Linked DNA regions of Homo sapiens: region 1 is linked to region 2. Evidence: read pairs that join two places in POLR2A ChIA-PET (ENCODE). Cell type or tissue: PC-9. All regions are shown on one strand. Each heading gives the region's core, and the rest is flanking DNA. Links, peaks and the distances in the headings are about the cores only. Region 1 holds the start of PRSS57 (serine protease 57). Region 2 holds the start of CIRBP (cold inducible RNA binding protein).

Evidence for each region. ChIA-PET counts read pairs that join two places held together with the same protein. Peaks named below come from ENCODE experiments on the same cell type or tissue, not always from the same donor. Only the 100,000 strongest peaks of a DNase experiment are listed, where the experiment ranks them.
Region 1: POLR2A ChIA-PET joins it to region 2 with 10 read pairs; 2 of 35 experiments call an interaction of 5 or more read pairs at or near these places.

What each region holds. Positions count from the first base shown.
Region 1 is chr19:688,052-698,254 of GRCh38, forward strand. PRSS57 (serine protease 57) reads right to left here and starts at 7,401. Exons shown (of 5, transcript NM_001308209.2): 1 at 7,301-7,401; 2 at 6,763-6,916; 3 at 3,807-3,951. The coding sequence starts at 7,379. It also overlaps the pseudogene RPS2P52. In PC-9, for the core only: no CTCF peak of the experiment used is centred there; no DNase peak of the experiment used is centred there; H3K27me3 peaks cover 1,837 bases.
Region 2 is chr19:1,261,859-1,271,752 of GRCh38, forward strand. It overlaps CIRBP (cold inducible RNA binding protein), which reads left to right and starts at 7,474. Exons shown (of 6, transcript NM_001300829.2): 1 at 7,474-7,552; 2 at 9,070-9,178; 3 at 9,282-9,388; 4 at 9,471-9,609; 5 at 9,693-9,774. The coding sequence starts at 9,076. It overlaps CIRBP-AS1 (CIRBP antisense RNA 1), which reads right to left and starts at 8,402. Exons shown (of 2, transcript NR_027271.1): 1 at 7,967-8,402; 2 at 5,613-6,532. It overlaps LOC105372236 (a long non-coding RNA gene), which reads right to left and starts at 4,683. Exons shown (of 3, transcript XR_936233.3): 1 at 2,655-4,683; 2 at 1,572-1,701; 3 at 1-312. It also overlaps LOC107985303. RefSeq lists enhancers at 53-362, 1,553-1,642, 1,683-1,732 and silencers at 4,461-5,350, 5,491-5,540, 7,151-7,360, 7,571-7,730, 7,781-8,090. In PC-9, for the core only: CTCF peaks have their summits at 5,255 (motif pointing left) and 5,459; DNase peaks (open chromatin) are centred at 573, 3,693, 4,653, 7,353 and 1 weaker place; H3K4me3 peaks cover 3,947 bases; H3K27ac peaks cover 1,905 bases.

The sequences.
Region 1 (10,203 bases), core at 1,129-9,128, 570 kb before region 2:
CACCCCGGGCTCTGTGTGGCCCAGCACCGGGCCTCTGGCCCTGGCCCTGGCAATTGGCACACAGCTGATGCTCAGTTAATGGGCCTGGGAAGGACGGCTCCAATCCCTGTCTCTGGTTCTCTGATTTGTGCGTCTTGGGTTCATTCCTGACATTCTTGATGTCTCGCTCAGCCTCAGTTTCCCCATCTGTGCGATGGCCTCTGGGTGAACCAGCGCTGGTTCCAGGCTTCAGGGTTTCACAGATGAGAAAAATTCACCCAAAAGCTTTGGCTACTGGCACTTGCTCCTCCTCCTTTTTTTTTTGTTTTTTTCAGAGTCTTGCTCTGTTGTCCAGGCTGGAATGCAGTGGCGCAATCTCGGCTCACGGCAACCTCCGCCTCCCGGGTTCAAGCGATTCTCCTGCCTCAGCCTCTGGAATTTAATTTTGGGATGCTGGGTAGAAGCGTCAGGGAAGGGGTCGTCCCTCGAGCAGGAGGGGGCCAGGCGGGTCTGCATGGATGCACCACGTGTGGGAGGAGCAGCTTCCCACCCGGAGGACTCCACCCAGGGACTTTTTTTTTTTTTTCAGATGGAGTCTCACTCTGTCACCCAGGCTGGAGTGCAGTGGCACGATCTCGGCTCACGGCAACCTCTGCCTCCCAGGTTCAAGTGATTCTCCTGCCTCAGCCTCCCGAGTAGCTGGGATGACTGGCACCCACCACCAGGCTCAGCTAATTTTTTTATTTTTAGTAGAGATGGGGTTTCACCACGTTGGCCAGTCTGGTTTCAAACTCCTGACCTCAAATGATCTACCCGCCTCGGCCTCCCAAAGTGCTGGGGTTACAGGTGTGAGCCACCACGCCCGGCCCCACACAGGGACTTTAAGCGTCTCCTCCACACAGGGCAGGGGCCCGAGAGGCACATTCATTCCATTTCAGCATAAACTTTGAGCGCCTGCTGTGTGCCATAAATGGCCATAAAGGTGATAAAAAATCCCTGCCCGTTAGGTTCAGAGGAAGCGGGAATGAGGAAGCGGGTGGTCCAGGGGTTAGCAGGTGACAAGCAGGTGACGACGGGGCCGGAAGGGTGGTCCAGGGGTTAGCAGGTGACGACGGTGCTAGAAGGGTGGTCCAGGGGTTAGCAGGTGACGACGGGGCTGGAAGGGTGGTCCACAGGTTAGCAGGTGACGACGGGGTGGTCCAGGGGTTAGCAGGAGATGACGGGGCCGGAAGGGTGGTCCAGGGGTTAGCAGGTGATGACGGGGCTGGAACAGGGTTGCAGGGAGGGGGTATGTGGTCCAGGGCGGCCTCCTGGGAAGGTAACATTTGAGCAAAGACTTGACAGGCGTGAGGGGAAAGGCTCGCGGTGTCTGGGGAACTGGTGCACTGGGTACAGCTGGTGCAGAGCTCGGAGCGGAGACTGTGCTGGGGATGGGATGGCCCATCCGGGAGGTCTGCTGGCCTCGAGTCAGAAAGGTGACAGGCATGGATTAGCAGGGCCTGTGGGCACCAGGAGGATTTGTCCTGCAGGAGGTGGGAGCCACTGGGGGGTCCAGGGCACAGGAGGAATGGGACCTGACGTCCAACTGTCTTTAAAACCTAAGTCAGGCCAGGCGCAGCAGCTCAGGTTTGTAATCCCAGCACTTTGCGGGGCTGAGGCAGGAGGATTGCCTGAGTCCAGGAGGTCAAGACCAGCCTGGGCAACATGGTGAAACCCCGTCTCTACTAAAAATATAAAAATTCGCCTGGCGCAGTGGTACACGCCCGTGATCCCGACACTTTGGGAGACCAAGGTGGGCGGATCACTTGAGGACCGGAGTTAAGACCAGCCTGGCCAACATGGTGAAATCCCATCTCTACTAAAAATACAAAAATTAGCCAGGTGTGGTGGTGGGTGCCTGTGATCCCAGCTACTCGGGAGGCCGAGGCAGGAGAATCGCTTGAACCCGGGAGATGGAGGTTGCAGTGAGCCCTGACTGTGCCACTTTACTCCAGCCCAGGTGCCAAAGTGAGACTCCGTCTCAAAAAATAGGCCAGGATTGGGAGGCAGAGGTGGGCGGATCACGAGGTCAAGAGATCGAGACCATCCTGGCAAACATGGTGAAACCCCATCTCTACTAAAAATACAAAAATTAGCCGGGCGTGGTGGCGGGCGCCTGTAATCCCAGCTACTCGGGGGGCTGAGGCAGGAGAATCGCTTGAACCTGGGAGGCAGAGGCTGCAGTGAGCCGAGATCGTGCTACTGCACTCCAGCCTGGGGACACAGGGAGATACTGTCTGAAAAAAAAAAAAATAGCCCAGGGCTGCTTCTCCTGGAAAACACTAAACGGCGGATGACGTCGGTGCAGTGGGGCGGCCCTGGGATGGGGAACGGCGCTGGCTTCCCCCGAGGCTTCGGCACTGGCTTCCGGGCTGGGGCCGCGGAGCTCACAGAGGCAAGACAGAGGATAAGGAGTAGACGCCTGTCACCAAGCTGGGCCGCCTGGTCAAGGACATAAAGATCATGTCCCTGGAGGAGATCTGTCTCTTCTCCCTGCCCATCAAGGAATCTGAGATCATTGACCTTTTCCTGAGGGCCTCTCTCCAGGACGAGGTTTTGGAGATTATGCCGGTGCAGAAGCAGATCCGCACCGGCCAGCGCACCAGGTTCGAGGCGTCTGTTCCCACCGGGGACTACAATGGCCACGTCGGTCTGGGTGTTGAGTGCTCCAAGGAGGTAGCCACTGCCATCATCGGGGCCGTCATCCTGGCCAAGCTCTCCGTTGTCCCCATGCACAGAGGCTACTGGGGGAACAAGATCGGCAAGCCCTACACCGTCCCTGGCAAGGTGACAGGCCGCTGCGGCTCTGCGCTGGTGTGCCTGATCCCCGTGTCCGGGGCGCTGGCATCGTCTGGGCGCCTGTGCTCAAGAAGCTGCTCATGATGGCTGGTATCGGTGACTGCTACACCTTAGCCAGGGGCTGCACTGCCACCCTGGGCCACTTTGCCAAGGCCGCCTCTGATATCCTCTCTAAGACCTACAGCTGCCTGACCCCTGACCTCTGTATTCCCCAAGTCTCTCTTTCAGGTATTCACTGGCCATCTTGTGAAGACTCACACCAGAGTCTCCGTGCAGACGCCCGGCTCCAGCTGTGGTTACAACATAGGGTTTTATACACGAAAAATAAAGTGAATTAAGCCTGGAAAAAAAAAATGGCCAGGCACGATGGCTCACGCCTGTAATCCCAACACTTTGGGAGGCTGAGGTGGGTGGATCACTGGGTCAGGAGTTCGAGACCAGCCTGGCCAACATAGTGAAACCCCATCTCTACTAAAAACACAAAAAACTAGCCAGGTCTGGTGGCGAGTGCCTGTAATCCCAGCTACTTGGGTGGCTGAGGCAGGAGAATCACTTGAGCCTGGGAGGCGGAGGTTACAGTGAGCCGAGATGGCGCCATTGCACTCCAGCCCCCGTGACAGTTCGAGACTCTGACTCAAAAAAAAAAAAAAAGAAAAGAAAAGAAAAGTAGGCCGGGCTCGGTGGCTCACGCTTGTAATCCCAGCCCTTTGGGAGGCCGAGGCAGGTGGATCATTTGAAGTCAGGAGCTTGAGACCAGCCTGGCCAACATGGTGAAACCCCGTCTCTACTAAAATACAAAAATTAGATGGGCTTGGTGGCGCGCACCTGTAATCCCATGTACTTGAGAGGCTGAGGCAGGAGAATCACTTGAACCCGGGAGGCTGAGGTTGCAGTGAGCCGAGATTGCGCCATTGCCCTCCAGCCCGAGCGACAGAGCGAGAGACTGTCTCAAAAACTAAACATACGTCAGATCCACCCCCGGGGCTCACCCGCAGCAGGCAGATGTCGTTGGCGTGGGTCATGGGGTGGTAGTCGGGGTGTGTGGTGAGAGCATCGATGCCAAACACCTGCTGGGTGGGCTCCGCAGTACTCAGGACGTGGGCGCCCAGCACCACCAGGCCAGTGCGGAGGTCTCTGCAGGGAGGAGGTGGTGGGTGAGACGGGGGTGAGGGCTGCCCGTCCTGGGCCTCGGTCCACTCATCTATGAAACGGAGGCCCAGGCCGGGCACGGTGGCTCACGCCTGTAATCCCAGCACTTTGGGAGGGTGAGGAGGGTGGATCACCTGAGGTCGGGAGTTCAAGACCAGCCTGATCAACATGGAGAAACCCCGTCTCTACTAAAAATACAAAATTAGCCAGGTGTGGTGGCACATGCCTGTCATCCCAGCTACTCGGGAGGCTGAGGCAGGAGAATTGCTTGAGCCTGGGAGGCGGAGGTTGCAGTGAGCTGAGATTGCACCATTGCACTCCAGCCTGAGCGACAGAACAAGACTCCGTCTCAAAAAAACAAAAAAAAAACAATTACTTTTGCATCAACTTAATATTCTTTTCCTTTTTTCTTTTTTTTTTTTTTTGAGACAGAGTCTCACTCTGTCCCCTAGGCTAGAGTGCAATCGAGGCTTACTGCAACCTCTGCCTCCTGGGTTCCAGTGATTCTCCTGCCTCAGCCCTCCAAGCAGCTAAGACTACAGGCGTGCGCCACCACTCCCAGCTAATTTTTGTATTTTCAGTAGAGACAGGGTTTCACCATGTTGGCCAGGCTGGTCTCGAACTCCTGACCTGAAGTGATCCACCTGCCTCGGCCTCCCAAAGTGCTGGGATTACAGGCGTGAGCCACGGTGCCCAGCCCCCAACTTAATATTATGATAATAAATTAATAATTATGTTTATTATTTTTCCTACCTCCAATATAGAATTAACTGCAATAGTTGTGGTATTAATTTGAATCATTATTATAAAAACATATTTAGAATGAAGATAATACTTATTATATTTATTATAAGTTCTATTTCAATTATAATATTAACTACAGTAATTTCAATATTCTCCTTTTTTTATTTCTTTAATTTTTTTTTTTGAGACGGAGTCTCGCTCTGTCACCCAGGCAAGATTGCAGTGGTGCAATCTTGGCTCTCTGCAAGCTCCACCTCCCGGGTTCACGCCATTCTCCTGCCTCAGCCTCCTGAATAGCTGGGACTACAGGCGCCCGCCACCATATCCGGCTAATTTTTTGTATTTTTTTTTAGTAGAGACAGGGTTTCACCGTGTTAGCCAGGACAGTCTCGATCTCCTGACCTCGTGATCCGCCTGCCTCGGCCTCCCAAAGTGCCGGGATTACAGGCGTGAGCCACCGCACCCGGCCTTTTTTTTTTTTTTTTTTTTGAGACAAGGTCTCACTCTGTCACCCAGGCCGCAGTGGTGTGATCACAGCTCACTGCAGCCTCGACCTCCCAGGCTCAAGCGATCCTCCCACAGCAGCCTTTCAAGTAGCTGGGACCACAGAAGCACAGCTCCGGTGCGGAGGACTCTGCGGGGAGGAGGGGGTGGGTGAGATGGGGGTGACGGCTGCCCGTCTGGGCCTCAGTCCACTCATCTATGAAATGGAGGCCCAGTAATCCATTTAATGCTCACGCCGGCCCCGTGATAATATTAGGTTGGTGCAAAAGTAATTGCACGAAAAAAATTAAATGGCAAAAACCACAATTAACTTTTTTTTTTCCGACAGAATCTCACTCTTTCCCCTAGGCTGGAGTGCAGTGGTGCCATCTCGGCTCACTGCCACCTCCACCTCCTGGGTTCAAGTGATTCTCCTACCTCAGCCTCCCGAGTAGCTGGGGATACGTACAGCCACTTGCTACCATGCCCAACTAATTTTCGTATTTTTTTTTTGAGACAGAGTCTCGCTCTGTCCCCCAGGCTGGAGTGCAGTGGCGCGATCTCGGCTCACTGAAAGCGCCGCCTCCCGGGTTCACGCCATTCTCCTGCCTCAGCCTCCTGGGTAGCTGGGACTACAGGCGCCTGCCACCACATCCGGCTAATTTTTTTGTATTTTTAGTAGAGATGGGGTTTCACTGTATTAGCCAGGATGGTCTCGATCTCCTGACCTCGTGATCCTCCTGCCTCGGCCTCCCAAAGTGCTGGGATTACAGGCATGAGCCACCGCACCCAGCCTAATTTTCGTATTTTTAGTAGAGACAGAGTTTCACCATGTTGGCCAGGCTGGTCTCATACTCCTGACCTCAAACAATCCACCGTGTCCCAACGTGAGGGGGACTGCAGGCTGGCGGGGGAGCTGGGGACACTGCAGCCCAGGACCAACCTATCCCGTGCCTGGTGGGGGCTCCTGCAGGAGGGGACCCACCCACCCTGGCCCCAATATACATTTTAATAGTTATTATAACAATATGTTTAAAACGAGGCAGGGCATGGCGGCTCACACCTGCAATCCCAGCACTTTGGGAGGCAGAGGCGGGTGGATCATTTGAAGTCAGGAGTTCGAGACCAGCCTGGCCAACATGGTGAAATCCAGTCTCTACTAAAAATGCAAAAATTAGCCAGGTGTGGTGGTGGGCGCCTGTGATCCCAGCTACTCGGGAAGCTGAGGCAGGAGAATCGCTTGAGCCCGGGAGGTGGAGGTTGCAGTGAGCCGAGATTGCACCGTTGCACTCCAGCCTGGGGAACCGAGACTGCCTCAAAAAAAAAAAAGAACATAGTGACAGTTACAGTAACAGAATATGTACTTGTTGCGCCTGTTGCTTCTTCTGTGCTTCTTTTGCCTCCCTGCCTTATCCTCCTGTTTTCCCTTTGTTGCCCTTTAAATCCAGCCCCTGCTGAGACTCCCCCTCCTGCAGGAGCCACGGCGCCCCCAGCTCCCCCACCAGCCTGGAGTCCCCCTCATGTCGGGATACGGTGTCCAGAAAGAAGGGGCCCGACAGGTGAGCTCACCTGTGGCTGAAGCAGTGGGCGGCCGAGACCACCCAGCGGGCTCGCAGCAGGAAGCCTCCGCAGTGATGTTGGCCCCCGAAGCGCACGGATGCCATGTAGGGCCTGGAGTGGGGGGTCACCTCGTGGCCCCCGATGATCTGGGCCCCCCAGGAGCCTGCTGGAGGGACGGCCTGAGTCAGGGACGAGGCGGGAGGAACGGATGACGGGGCTGGGGTCAGGGCAGGGGGAGAAGTAGCGGCCAAGACAGAGACAGGGGGTGAGATTAGAGACGGAGAGACCCAGAGAGCTGGAGACAGAGCCCAGACAAGCCCCCCAGATGCGCTGGGAGGGGCTCCCGAGCCCGGGAGATCCAGGGCTGGGCTGGGCAGAGACCCCGGCCGGATTTCCATCCATTTCCAGCAGAGGCAGCCACGGGGGCTCGGCAGATGGAGCAGGTGGAGCTCTCCCCAGGGTTCTCCCGGGACTGGGGGTTCCCGGGTGTGGCCCCCGTACGGGGACTTGGCGGGGGCCTGGGTGGGGATCCCGGGGGGCTCCTCACCGGGGGGCTTCACGGGCAGCATCAGGGCGGTGGCCACAGTCAGCAGAGGACGTCCCCAGCCCCTCAACCCGAGCCCCATGGCAGACGCAGGCTGGCGTCTCCCCGCAGAGGTCTTCGGGCCGTGGCTCCCACCCTCAGCCAACGGCCGGAAAGGGGGAGCCTGGCTGTGGCCTGTGGTCGGGAGGCCCCACCAGCAACGCCTGGAGCCCAGGCGGGCGTTTCTGAGAAATCGATGGTCTCAGGTGGTGGCTGGTAATAATCATGTTGATAATAATCATTGTCCCCTAGTCCGGAAACAGGGAGAGGAGGAGACAGCTCTGGGGCTGCAAGTGACCTCGGGAAGGCAATTGACCCTTCTGTGCCTCAGTTTACCCAGCCTCCACGTGGCCCAGCATGTGTGGGGAGCTTTCCGAGGAACCGAGGTCACAGCGGCACTCGAGACCCGCAGCTCGCCTCCGGCCCCCACCCCGCAAACCCCAGTCTTCCCATCTCCAAACCCAGGGCCGACCTCAGGGCTGTGGGGACAGCGAGGAAGGCCGGTCTCCTGGGAAGCTCTGATGATTTCTGCCTTTATTTTATTTTATTTTTATAGGTGGGGTTTTGCTATGTTGCCCAGGCTGGTCTCGAACTCCTGGGCTCCAGCGATCCTCCCTCCTCGGCCTTCCAAAGTGCTGAGATCACAGAAGACAGCCACTGCACCTGGCAGATTTCTGCCTTTATTCAGCAGTTATTGAGTGCCTAGTGTATACCAGACCTCATGCTAGGAGGTGAGGATGAGGCAGTGACCGCACCCCAGCCTGTAGCACTGACGTTCTGTGGGATCCGGAGTCCAGTGGGACATGGCTGTACATGGGGGTCTTCACCTTTTTTTTCTTTTCTTTTTTTTTTTGAGATGGAGTCTTGCTCTTGTTGCCCAGGCTAGAGTGGAATGGCACCATCTCGGCTCACCGCAACCTCTACCTCCCGGGTTCGAGTGATTCTCGTTCCTCAGCCTCCCGAGTAACTGGAACTACAGGCGCCCGCCACCACAGCCGGCTAATTTTGTTTCTGTATTTTTAGTAGAGACGGGGTTTCACCATATTAGCCAGGATGGTCTCGATCTCCTGACCTCATGATCCGCCCGCCTCGGCCTCCCAAAGTGCTGGGATTACAGGCATGAGCCACGGTGCCCGGCCTTTTTTTTTTTTTTTTTTTTTTTGAGAAGGAATCTTGCTCTTGTTGCCCAGGCTAGAGTGCAGTGGCGCGATCTTGGCTCACCGCAACCTCTGTCTCCTGAGTTCAAGGGATTCTCCTTCCTCAGCCTCCTGAGTAACTGGGATTACAGGTGCCCACCACCACGCCCCGCTAAATTTGTGTGTTTAGTAGAGACGGAGTTTCTCCATGTTGGTCAGGCTGGTCTCGAACTCCCGACCTCAGGTGATCCACCTGCCTCAGCCTCCCAAAGTGCTGGGATGACAGGCCTGAGCCACCGCGCCCAGCCCGGCAGGTCTTCACCTTTCAGTGGGAGCGTTCTTAGTGGCAAAGTTCAGGTCGTAAATTGCAGCTCACACAGCCGGGTGATGGCGTTCACGGCAGTGGCTAGCAGTGGGGTGCTCGTCAGCGCTTAATAATGAACAGGCTGGGGCCGGGTGCAGTGGCTCACGCCTATAATCCTAGCACTTTGGGAGGCCGAGGCAGGTGGATCACCTGAGGTCAGGAGTTCAAGACCAGCCTGGCCAACATAGTGAAACCCCGTCTCTACTTAAAGTACCAAAATTAGTCAGGCGTGGTGGCAGGTGCCTGTAATCCCAGCTACTTGGGAGGCTGAGGCAGGAGAATCGCTTGAACCGGGAGGTGGAGGTGGCAGTGAGCCAAGATTGCACCATTGCACTCCAGCCTGGGTGACAGAGCGAGACACCATCTCAAAAAAAAAAAAAAAAAAAAAGTCATCATTGAACGCTCCAGACCTGTGTTTTACCAAATGTAAAGTGTTCTCAATAAAGAATGAAGTGAAATGAAGCAACAGGAAATGCGTGGAAAGGAAGGTATGAAAAGGCCCCACAACGAACTCGGGCTCTGCGAGATGCGGGCGGCCTCTGGAAGCTAAAAAACGGCAGGAAACGAATTTTCTCCTGGAGCCTCCGGGAAAAGCCAGCCCTACCGATGCCCTGACGTTAGCCCAGAAGGGCCTGCAGGGGCTTCTGACCTCCAGCACTGCCAGAGAATAAATTGGTGCCATTTCGTTTATTATTATTATTATTATATTTTCTTGAGATGGAGTCTCGCTCTTTCGCCTAGGCCAGACTGCAGTGGTGCGATCTCGGCTCACTGCAAGCTCCGCCTCCTGGGTTCATGCCATTCTCCTTCCTCAGCCTCCCAAGTAGCTGGGACTACAGGTGCCCGCCACCACGCCCGGCTGATATTTTGTATTTTTAGTAGAGATGGGGTTTCACCACGTTAGCCAGGATGGTCTCAATCTCCTGACCTCGTGATCTGCCTGCCTCAGCCTTTCAAAGTGCTGGGATTACAGGTGTGAGCCACCGCGCCCAGCCTCATTTATTATGTATATATTTATTTTGAGACAGGGAGACAGGGTCTTGCTCTGCCGCCCACGCTGGAGTGCAGCAGTGCAATCAAAGCTCACTGCAGCCTCGACCTCCTAGGCTCAAGCCATCCTCCCACCTCAGCCTCCCAAGTAGCTGGGACCACAGGCACCTGCCACCACCAGGCCCGGCTCATTATTTCATTTTTTGTGGAGACGGGGTTTTGCCATGTTGCCCAGGCTGGTCTTGAACTCCTGGCCTCGAGCAATCCTCCAGCCTCGGCTTCCCGGAGTGCTGGGATTACAGGTGTGAGCCACCATGTCTGGCCCAAGTTGGTATCATTTTAAACCACTACGTTTCTGGGAATTCGTTACAGCAGCT
Region 2 (9,894 bases), core at 9-8,008:
AAATCTGAAATGCCGGTGTGAGCTCCGGGCCAAGAGAGTTGAGGACTCAGGAGGCAGGAATCCCCCGTGGCCGCCCGCTGCTTGGCTGTGGGCTCCAACTTGGTGTGTGCTCAGAGAAGGCAGTGGTTGGAGTGAACAGGGCCTGTGCCAGGTGGGGAGACTAGCCAAGGTGTTTGTGCAGCCTGGCCTCTGGAGCGGCCTGGGAAGAGCTGGAGTTCGCAGGGTGGGAGCTGCCCTGTGGCTGGGAGCCCGTGCTGGCGTCCCTGCCAGGCGGTGATCTCACAGGTGAGCGGTGCTTGGGGAGACGCGGAGCTGTGGGCGGGCAGGAGAAGGTCAGTGGAGGTCATGGCTTTTGGCTTGAGGCCGGAGTCCTCTGGGGGTGGCCGAATGCGCCCTTGGAGCTGCCTTGGGAGGTGGCTAGGGTGGACAGCAGTGGAAGCCAGGCCCTTGGCTTAGAGCCACTGGGTTGGAGGGATTGAGCCAGTGCCCGGGCACAGCCGCCCCCACAGGGCCTTGCCCCACCCGCCCTCCTCTCCCAGCACCATGGGAATGGGAGTTACCGGGCTGGAGGCTGGGGACGCCACCACCCCGTGGCCAAGGGCGTTGGGGCCCAACCCAGGAGCCTGGTGCAGCCCCACCCACGGGCCGCCCAGCCCTGGAAGGGCAGAGAACTGGCTGCCTCTGGGGTCACTTGGGACAGGTGAGCAGCCCAGCCCAGCCCAGCGGGTGGGGGAGGGGAGGCTGTCACCTGGGCCCTGCCTCCACCCTCTTTCTGGTTCTCACTCCCTCCATTTCTCTTTCTTTTGCCTTTCTCTATTTCTGTCCCGATCTCTGGCGCTCTCCCCAACCCAGTACCACCATCTCCGCCCCTCCGTCCCTCCCCTGCTTCCGCCCCCTCTCTGGGGGCCCCCTTCACCCCGGGGCACATTCCAGCTTCCTCCCCCGCCTTGCAGTCCCTCCCTGGAGCCAGCTGCCTCCTCGGTTGCCAGAGCAGAGAGAGTGGGCTTGGGCCGAGGTCGGAGGTCGAGGAGCGGGCGGGAGCCTGGGAGGGCACCCCCAACCCCTCTGGAATGTGGGTGGAGCGGGGCAAGGGAGACAGCTGGTTTCCACGGAGGGCACATGCCCCATACCCAGGACGCTACCCACACTCAGCCCTGGGGGAGAGCAAGCAAAACCAATGGGTGCCATCCCACGAGGGGCCTGCACAGCCATCCCACACCCCCGACCAGCACGCCCGGGACAGCCCTCCACAGGCCACGCATTTATGGGTGCGGCTGGTGTGCCAGGCTCCCAGATACACAACCCCCCCCCCCAGACACACCCCATATACCTGTCCCCAACCTCAATCCACTGTGTGACCCTAAAACAAACAGAACCTCCTTGCTCAGCCTGGGCCAAGGCCTCCCCAAACAAAACTCCAGCCTGCAGAGTCCCACCACACACCGCAGCTGTCACCAGATACAAAGAGGGCCCTGACCAGATACAGAGAGGGCAGCAGCCTTCCCCCACAACCAACACACGCCTGGGCGGGGGCAGGAACACCCCCAGGGCCTCCAGCCACAGACACTCACCCACTCACCCCTCTGTGCACCAGTGATCCTCCGCTGCCCAGCCAAGCTTGACTCCAGCCTGCTGGAGTCTGGGTGGGGGATGGAGAGGGGTTCCCAGGCGAGCCCCAACCTATGCCTTCCAAAAGTCTTTCTGTGCATGTTGGAAATACAAATGAAACAGGAGAGTTAGCATACGGGACAATTATTATTTTTGTTTGTTTTTGTTTTGAGACGGAGTCTCGCTCTGTCGCCCTGGCTGGAGTGCATTGGCGCGATCTCGGCTCACCGCAACCTCTGCCTCCCGGGTTCAAGTGATTCTCCTGCCTCAGCCTCTGGAGTAGCTGGGATTACAGGCGCCCGCCACCACGCCCGGCTAATTTTTGTATTTTTTTAGTAGAGACGGGCTTTCCCCATGTTGGCCAGGCAGGTCTCGAACTCCTGATCTCAAGTGATCTGCCTGTCTCGGCCTCCTAAAGTGCTGGGATTACAGGCGTGAGCTACAGCATCCAGCCCAATTTTATTTATTTTTAGTAGAGAAGGGATTTCACCATGTTGGTCAGGCTGGTCTCAAACTCCTGCCCTCAAATGATCCACCCGCATTGGCCTCCCAAATTGCTGGGATTACAGGTGTGAGCCACCACACCTGGCCCCAGTTATTAGTATTTTCGAGACGGGGTCTCACTCTCTTTCCAGGCTGGAACGCAGTGGCTCCATCACAGCTCACTGCAGCCTCGCTGGAACTCCTGGGCTCAAGCGATCCTCCTGCCTCAGCCTCCTGAGTAGCTGGGACTACAGGTGAGCACCACCATGCCCAGCTAATTTTGCTTTTTTTTTTTTTTTGTAGAGACAGGGTCTAGCTATGTTGCCCCGGCTGGTATCAAACTCCTGGACTCAAACGAAAGTGCTGGGATTCCAGGCATGAGCCAGCGCTCCCGGCCTGCATACGGGATGATTCCATGTGGACTGCCACATCAAGGAAGCAAACAACAAGGAAAGCCTGGCGCTGCGTGGAGCTGTCTTTTGCTGCTAACTGCCCTTGACCGACTTCCTACCAGGTCTTCCCTGTGCGCCTCTAACCCCAGGAGGTGCTGCTGGCATGCCCACCTCTCAGATGAAGCAGTGCGGTCCAGAGAGCGTCTTGGGCACCGCCTGCCTCACAGCTGGGCCCCTGACCCTCCAGGGACTGTGGCTGAGCAGCCATGGCTGCCTGGACGGGTGTCCCCTGGCCCGTCTGTCCGTCTGGATGTGGGAACCCTCCAGGCACGCTGGGGCGGGCAGGTGCCAGGTGCCTCTCCAGCAAGATGCAACATAGGTGTCTTCACTTGCACTCCGTAGGTCCTGAGCCCCTGCAGCTGCCTGGGAGAGTGGGGAAATACTCTCCACTTGTCCCACTCCACTGTTGCCATGGAGATACCTCCCACCCTAGGCAGGGCCACCCTGAGCCTGGTTGGCTTTGCAGGAAATCCCCACTCTTTGACCTCTCTGTTAGGCACAGGACGTGTAGTCCCATGAGAGGGAACTGGGCCCAGGTGGAGATCCATCCGCCTACCCCAGAGCGCGCATCTGTTGCTAAGCAACATCTGAGGCTGCATGGAGGTGGGGGCTCCGGAGCCCCCAGACCTTTTCCCAGTTTCAGAAACTAGGTGGCTGCATCCCCAGCGTCCACGCAGGCGAGCCTAAGCCTCGGTCAGCTTTAGGGTGTCCGTGGGCCATGCAGGGTCTTGGGCCTTTCACAGACACCTGATCTGCACGTCACAGACACGCATGGGTGCACGTCACTACACGTCCGCCACATGTGCTTGGCTGGTCTGCGCCCCAGCAGAAGGGGTCACCTATGTCTCTGCAGTATCCTGTGTACTGAAAGAGCAAACAGGTGTGTGACCCCAGGGCAGGTCGGGGTCCGTCCTGTCCCCAGCCTGTCTACTGCGTGTGCCTGTGGCAGGCAGGGTCTCCGGATGCCGAGTGCATGGTGTATGACTTTGTGTCCAGTGGGTACGAAGCAGGGGTGTGGGTGTGCACCTGTGTGTGGCCTGTGGCGGGGTGTGTGTGCCGGGGATGTCCCTCTGTGGCCCAGGCCTGGCCTTTGGGCTGCTGGGATGGCCTGGCCGGGGCAGGAGTAGACAGGGCCTCCCAGCCTCCACATTCCTGAGCTGTGACTCAGGCCTGTGGGGAGGGGGTGAGTCACAGGGAAGGGAAGCCGACCCACCCTGCGAACGCATCCGAGGAACAGGAGGGAAACTGAGGCTGGGGAGCAGCTCAGTCCGGCTTTCCTGTGTAGCAGCCCCTGAATCTCAGGCCCGGGGGTGGGGCGGGGTGGCGGGGGGGGGCGCGCGGGGCCTCCCAGGGGACCTGAGATCCCAGCCCTGGACTCAGCTGGGAGCTGGGGGAAGAGGCAGGTTTAACCCTTCCTCTTCTGGGCTTCTGGAACTCTGGGCTGCCCTGGGAGGCGCGGCTCCCGCTGACACAGCACGCGTGCCCACCCCAGGGACATGAGTCACAGCACCAGGCATGGACACATATGCTCTGTGGGTCCCGGCACACCCGAGTCACGCACACCCAGCCCTGTCCCCGGCTGCCCCCACATCCACATCCGGATAAGCGCACACTTTGGAGTCCAAGCGCCCACCTCCTTGGGTTGCACACACAGCGCCACGCAGACGGGTTCCTGTGTCTTTGCACACACGCGGGTGCCGGGGGCTCTGTGCACACACCTCCAAGACTGCGTGCACGCCCCTATATGCCCTGCGCACCGACGCAGGCCGGCCTGGGGTCCCTGCACTCACCACGCCGTGTGCACTCGCACATAGCTACACATTCGTGTCCACACAAGCTTGTGTCTCTGTACTCTGCCCACGGGCACACATGTGCGCCACACCTGGCAACCCGCACGCCCGGTCTCTGCATCCCCCACCCTGGCTCTGGGCCCCGCGTAGTGGGGCCAGCTGGGTCGGCTGCAGCCTCTGCCAGGACGGTCCTATTTCTGCGCCCCCGCGGGGCGGCCGCCAGGTGCACGGTCCCGGCCCCCGCCTGGCTAGGAGGAGGCGGTAATTATGCGGCCCCGGGGTCCCCCCCACGCGCCTTTCATCCTCGGCCACGCCCGTCGCAGGCCTAGACGCTCTCTACCGCCTCCCGCCCGGTCATTAGTCGGGGTCGGGGGAGGACCTGGCGTCCGGCGGGCGGGGCCCCGTGGGGAGGGCGGAGTGGGCGGTGCGGGAGCGAGGGAGCTCCGCCCTCGTCTCCATGGCGACGCCCCGCAGGGGAGGAGGCCCGGGAGGAGTATCAGGGTGCAGGAGGTGCGCGCCCCTTCCGAGACGGCAGGCTGGAAAGGGGGCGGATTTGTGAATGGGCCCACGGGGCCCAAGACAGACGCGCGGGGAGCAGGTTCGGGGACTCTGACTGATCCCCGCGCCTCGCCGGGCAGGGGCGAGCCCCGCGCGTCGGGCCCGGAATAGCAGTCTCGCCCCCGCCCGGCGCGGCTATTTTGAGCTCCTCCGTTGGGGCCGAGGCGCGGGGGCGGCGGGAGGCTGGGGGTCGACACGCAGGCTGCGTCCTCGCCCCGCGAGATTGGACCCCTCGAGGACTGTGCGCTGTGGCCGCGCAGGGCTGGGCGGCGGGGCCCCCTCTCCCACGCGAGGCGTCTGCGTGGAGCGGCGGCACCGGGAGCCCGGCCGCTCGAGCCAAACGCCGCGGACGGAGCGAGGCCGCAGCGCCCCCTGGTGTCCGCAACGGGCAGCGCGTCCCGGTCGGGTCCCGCATGGTCAGTGGCCAGCAGGGGTGGATGAAGGGGTCCCAGCCGCCTGAGACCCCCGGTGGGGACACAGGATCGCGGTGAGATACCTGGGAGTCACGGGTGCTCGCAGACGCAGCTGACCCCAGAGGCACAGGTACCGACACAGGTCCACACCTGGAAGCCGGTGCACAGTGCTCGGCACAGATGCAAAGCGGCAGGTGTGCGCAGGTGCGTGTCAACGCCACCCTGGGAACCCAGGATGGCTGCGGACACTCACGGAGCCCGCACCCAGGAACCCGCTCGTAGTAAGCGCTTAATAACTAGGCACTGGCTGAATGAATGAATGAATGAATGAACACGGCGCTTCGCAAAACCAGGAAAAGGCAGAGGCTCACAGAACCAGGGAACGATGGGCTGGGGGGAGCGGCAAGAATTACGCAATTATGCAGGGGCCGCTGTGACTACCAGGCACCCCCTCCAACTCCCCCCCTACAAGGGCTGCTCTGGGTCAGAGAACGTCCACCGCGCTGACTGCTGGGGCTGGGGGCTGGGGGCGCAGATCAGAAAGAATGGGCCTGAATTGCTCCCAGGCTGGGCATGTGGCGCCCGCGTCTGGGGCTCCAGTGGGTGGGTGGCCCCTCCCGCATGGACGGCGGGCGCAGGGGAGCTCGGTGCTGATGTCTCTCTCCTTTAATAACCACCCTGCGTGAGTGGCTGACGCAGCAGCCGGCTGCCGCTGACGGGGAGTGGGGCGGCTGTAGTGGGGGGGCCCGAGGTGCAGAGGGGGTGGTGATGAATCACACAGCTGCTGCCTGGGGGAGGGGGTCTTGAGCCCATGAGGGGTCCCAGAGACCTTGTCACTGGAGACAGCGCCCCTGGCTACCCCCACCTCGATCCACTTGAGGGTGGAAGTGAGTCTGAGGTCAGGAGTGGGGCCGGGATTTCCCTGGGATGAGCAGCAAAGCGGGGGTCTCTGTACGCCAACTTCCCCCAGCTTGTCAGCAGAGGGTCATCCCTCCGAAGACTTTCTGGGGCAGAGAGGCAGGGGTCCGCGCTGGCTTCTTCCACCAGGGCTGGGGGAGGCGGCGGCATGAGATGACTCCTGGGCGAGGAGCAAGTGGTGGCCATAGAGGGCCCCCCAGAGGCTTTGGGGCCGCCGAAGAGTAGTGAGTGAGGGTCCTTGTAAAGCTGGTTCTCCAGATGGCGGCGGCTTTAAGACTCCCCTCCGCCAACCAGGCTCAGTAGGGGAGGCCTGTGGAAGGAGAGAAAAGGCCTGGGTGGAGGAGCAGAGTGGGCCTGGCCCCGCGTGGGGAGCGAGTGCGCCGTTGCTGTGCAGCACGGTGGGAGGGGAGGCCGAGGGCCGGGCGGAGTGCTGGGGTGCAGTGGGGACTCGGGGTGTCCGCCTGCACCCGACAGCAGGGACGCACAACACTATCCGGCCAGGCGAGTGTGGGGGTGTGGGCCACGCACCCAGCCGTGATAATCGCGGTTCCAGTGGGAGTTAGGCTTGGGTGCGGGTTGGAGTTTGTAGGCAAACTGGGTTGCGTAAAGTTGGGGTGCACCAAAGTGTGGCGATGTAGGAAGAATTGGGATTGCGAATATTGGGGTTCGCATGAATGGGGTTGTCTCTGTTGGGGTTTTGGTGGGCATGGGGTTGATGGCAGGAATGGAGTGCTGGGGTGCTGGGAAAACTGGGACGTCGGTTGTATTGGCAAGAATATCACGACAGGTGTCGGGGTTCAGATGAAGTTGGGATGTCTGACAGCCGGGTCTTGGTTGGGTAGGGGATCTGGGCTAGGTTGTTATGTCGGGACTGCTGGAGCACAGGCAAAGTCGGGGTCCCAGTGACACCCAGAAGTCCCCATGAGGCCTGAGGCCTGGGAATCGGGGCTAGAGGCCCATTTGTTCCCCGCCGCAGGCCAGGGAGCAGGCACGCGTAACTGGGTCAGCCCCGCCCCGCCCCGCCGCGCGCTGGTCACGCCCCCTCGAGCGCGGGTGGAGGACTGCGGACTGCAAACGTCTCGGCCAATAGTCGAGCCCGACACCAGTCCGCGGGAGGGGGCGGAACCGAGATAGACTCGGCCCCCAGCTCATGAATATAAGACGCAGGCGCGCCCTCTGATTGGCCCAGGATGTGTAGGGGGCGGGGCCCGGCGGAAGCGTATATAAGGCCGGGCTCGGGGACGCCCCCCCCTCACTCGCGCGTTAGGAGGCTCGGGTCGTTGTGGTGCGCTGTCTTCCCGCTTGCGTCAGGGACCTGCCCGACTCAGTGGTGAGGGCCCTGGCTGCACCGGCTCCGAGGAGCTCGGGGCGGCGGGCGGCCTGCGGCGGCCAGGCGAGGCGGGGCCGCAGCGGCACGCCCCTGGGAGGGGGCGGGCCCGGGGTGGAGTCCGCCCCGCCGGCGGCGAGGGACAGCGGGAGATTGGGCCGAGTAGCGGCCAGAGGGCCTCTCCCCGCCGGTCCGGGCCGCCGGCGACCCGGTTGCCGCCGCAAAATGGCGGCCGCGAGCTCGAGGCTGTGCCCAGCGAAATGGCGGGAGCGCCGAGTTCCCGGATGGAGTGGCGCAGGGTGCGCGCGGGGCGCATGCGCACGCGGCGGGGGCGGGGCCACGTGGCGCCCCCGGTCTCCAGGGCCGCTTTCCCGGCCTTGGGGCTGGAGGTATCCACACACCAACGCTTTTGCTTACCGAGCCTTAGTTTCCTCCTTTTCCCATTGCGATTGCATGAGGGAAAGGACGGCCTCGTAAATCTTGGGTAGGCGTGGCCCGTTCTAGTGTGGTTCCTCGTCTGCCACGTCGTGCTTTGCGCCCAAAGTTTGGTCCAAGTTGGCACAGCTCCCAGTGCCAGACTTCCAAGTCTAGTTCTCAGAGCCACTGGGTGGCGGCCATTCCCAGCCAGTGAATGCTTTGTCTGTGTCAGCACTGACCGCCCCCTTAAATAGCCAGTTCTCCTAAATGCCACTTCCCCTGCCTGGAAATCCTGCCTTATCACTTCCGGGGCCATCCCTTCCCGATTCCCGGCCTAGGTCCTGGCTATGGAAGTCAGTACCTGCCCTGAGGTGCCCCCCAGGACGGGGCGGCCTCCCTGACAGCCAGCCCCCCCCCCAGTCTCAGGAGGCATTTTACAGTGAGCAGAAGCACGTTCTGGTCCAGCAACAAGTAGATGTCAGTTGGTTAGGGTAGGAGTTGGCACCCGTTCGGAAATAGGAGAACCTGAGAGTGCAGTCCTGCCCAGGGCACAACTGGAAGGCTGTGGGGGAAGGGAGACACCCATTGTGGAAATGGGTGCGGCCTGCCTTCAGTCTTGGGGGTGGATGGAGTAAATTATTTGAATTAAGAAGTCCTAGGTGGCTGGGTGCGGTGGCTCACACCTGTAATCCCAAAACTTTGGGTGGCCAAGGTGGGAGGATTGCTTGAGCCCAGGAGTTTCAGACCAGCCTGGGCAACAGAGCAAGACCCCATCTCTACTAAAACAAATTTAAAAAAATTATCCAGGCGTGGTGGTGTACACCTACAGTCCCAGTTTCTTGGGAGGCTGAGGTAGGAGGATTGCTTGAGCCCAGGAGGTGGAGGCTGCAGTGACCCCTGCACTCCAGTCTGGGTGACAGTTAGACACACTGCCCCCGACCCCAAAAAAATAAGTCCTAGGTATGAGTTTGAGATAATGAAAAATAAAAATCTGATTTTCTAATATTTCCCCTAAAAAACACATGTCATTTACATAAAATAGGAAGCGGGGAGAGGTGGTGAGAGATGACCCCTGTTGAGGATTTCATTGGTGTCTGCCACAGGCCGCCATGGCATCAGATGAAGGCAAACTTTTTGTTGGAGGGCTGAGTTTTGACACCAATGAGCAGTCGCTGGAGCAGGTCTTCTCAAAGTACGGACAGATCTCTGAAGGTGAGGCTGCTGCTGGGCCCGCGGCCCTGGGCGGGGGGGCTTGTGCTCCTCCTACCTGGAAGTACAGCTGGGTGCTGACTGCAGACCTCTCTCCCCTGCACAGTGGTGGTTGTGAAAGACAGGGAGACCCAGAGATCTCGGGGATTTGGGTTTGTCACCTTTGAGAACATTGACGACGCTAAGGATGCCATGATGGCCATGAATGGGAAGGTGAGGATCAGGGTGCTGAGCAGGAGTCCCGTCTCGAGGATGGGGCACCCACCTGCTAACCCGTCCCGCCCTCTGTCTCCAGTCTGTAGATGGACGGCAGATCCGAGTAGACCAGGCAGGCAAGTCGTCAGACAACCGATCCCGTGGGTACCGTGGTGGCTCTGCCGGGGGCCGGGGCTTCTTCCGTGGGGGCCGAGGACGGGGCCGTGGGTTCTCTAGAGGTGAGTGCCATGAGTGGGTCCCTTGGGGATGCTGTGAGGTACTGCTGGTGGGAGCTGGTACTCACTTTTTCCTGTATGTGCAGGAGGAGGGGACCGAGGCTATGGGGGGAACCGGTTCGAGTCCAGGAGTGGGGGCTACGGAGGCTCCAGAGACTACTATAGCAGGTGAGGGGGAGGCCGGCCCAAGCACAGGGGTGGTTGCGGGATGGCCAGCTTCCGTCCCGGGTCCCAGGTCCCTGGGGGAGCTGAGATGAGACTGGCTGGGCAAGGAGCAGAGGCAGGTGG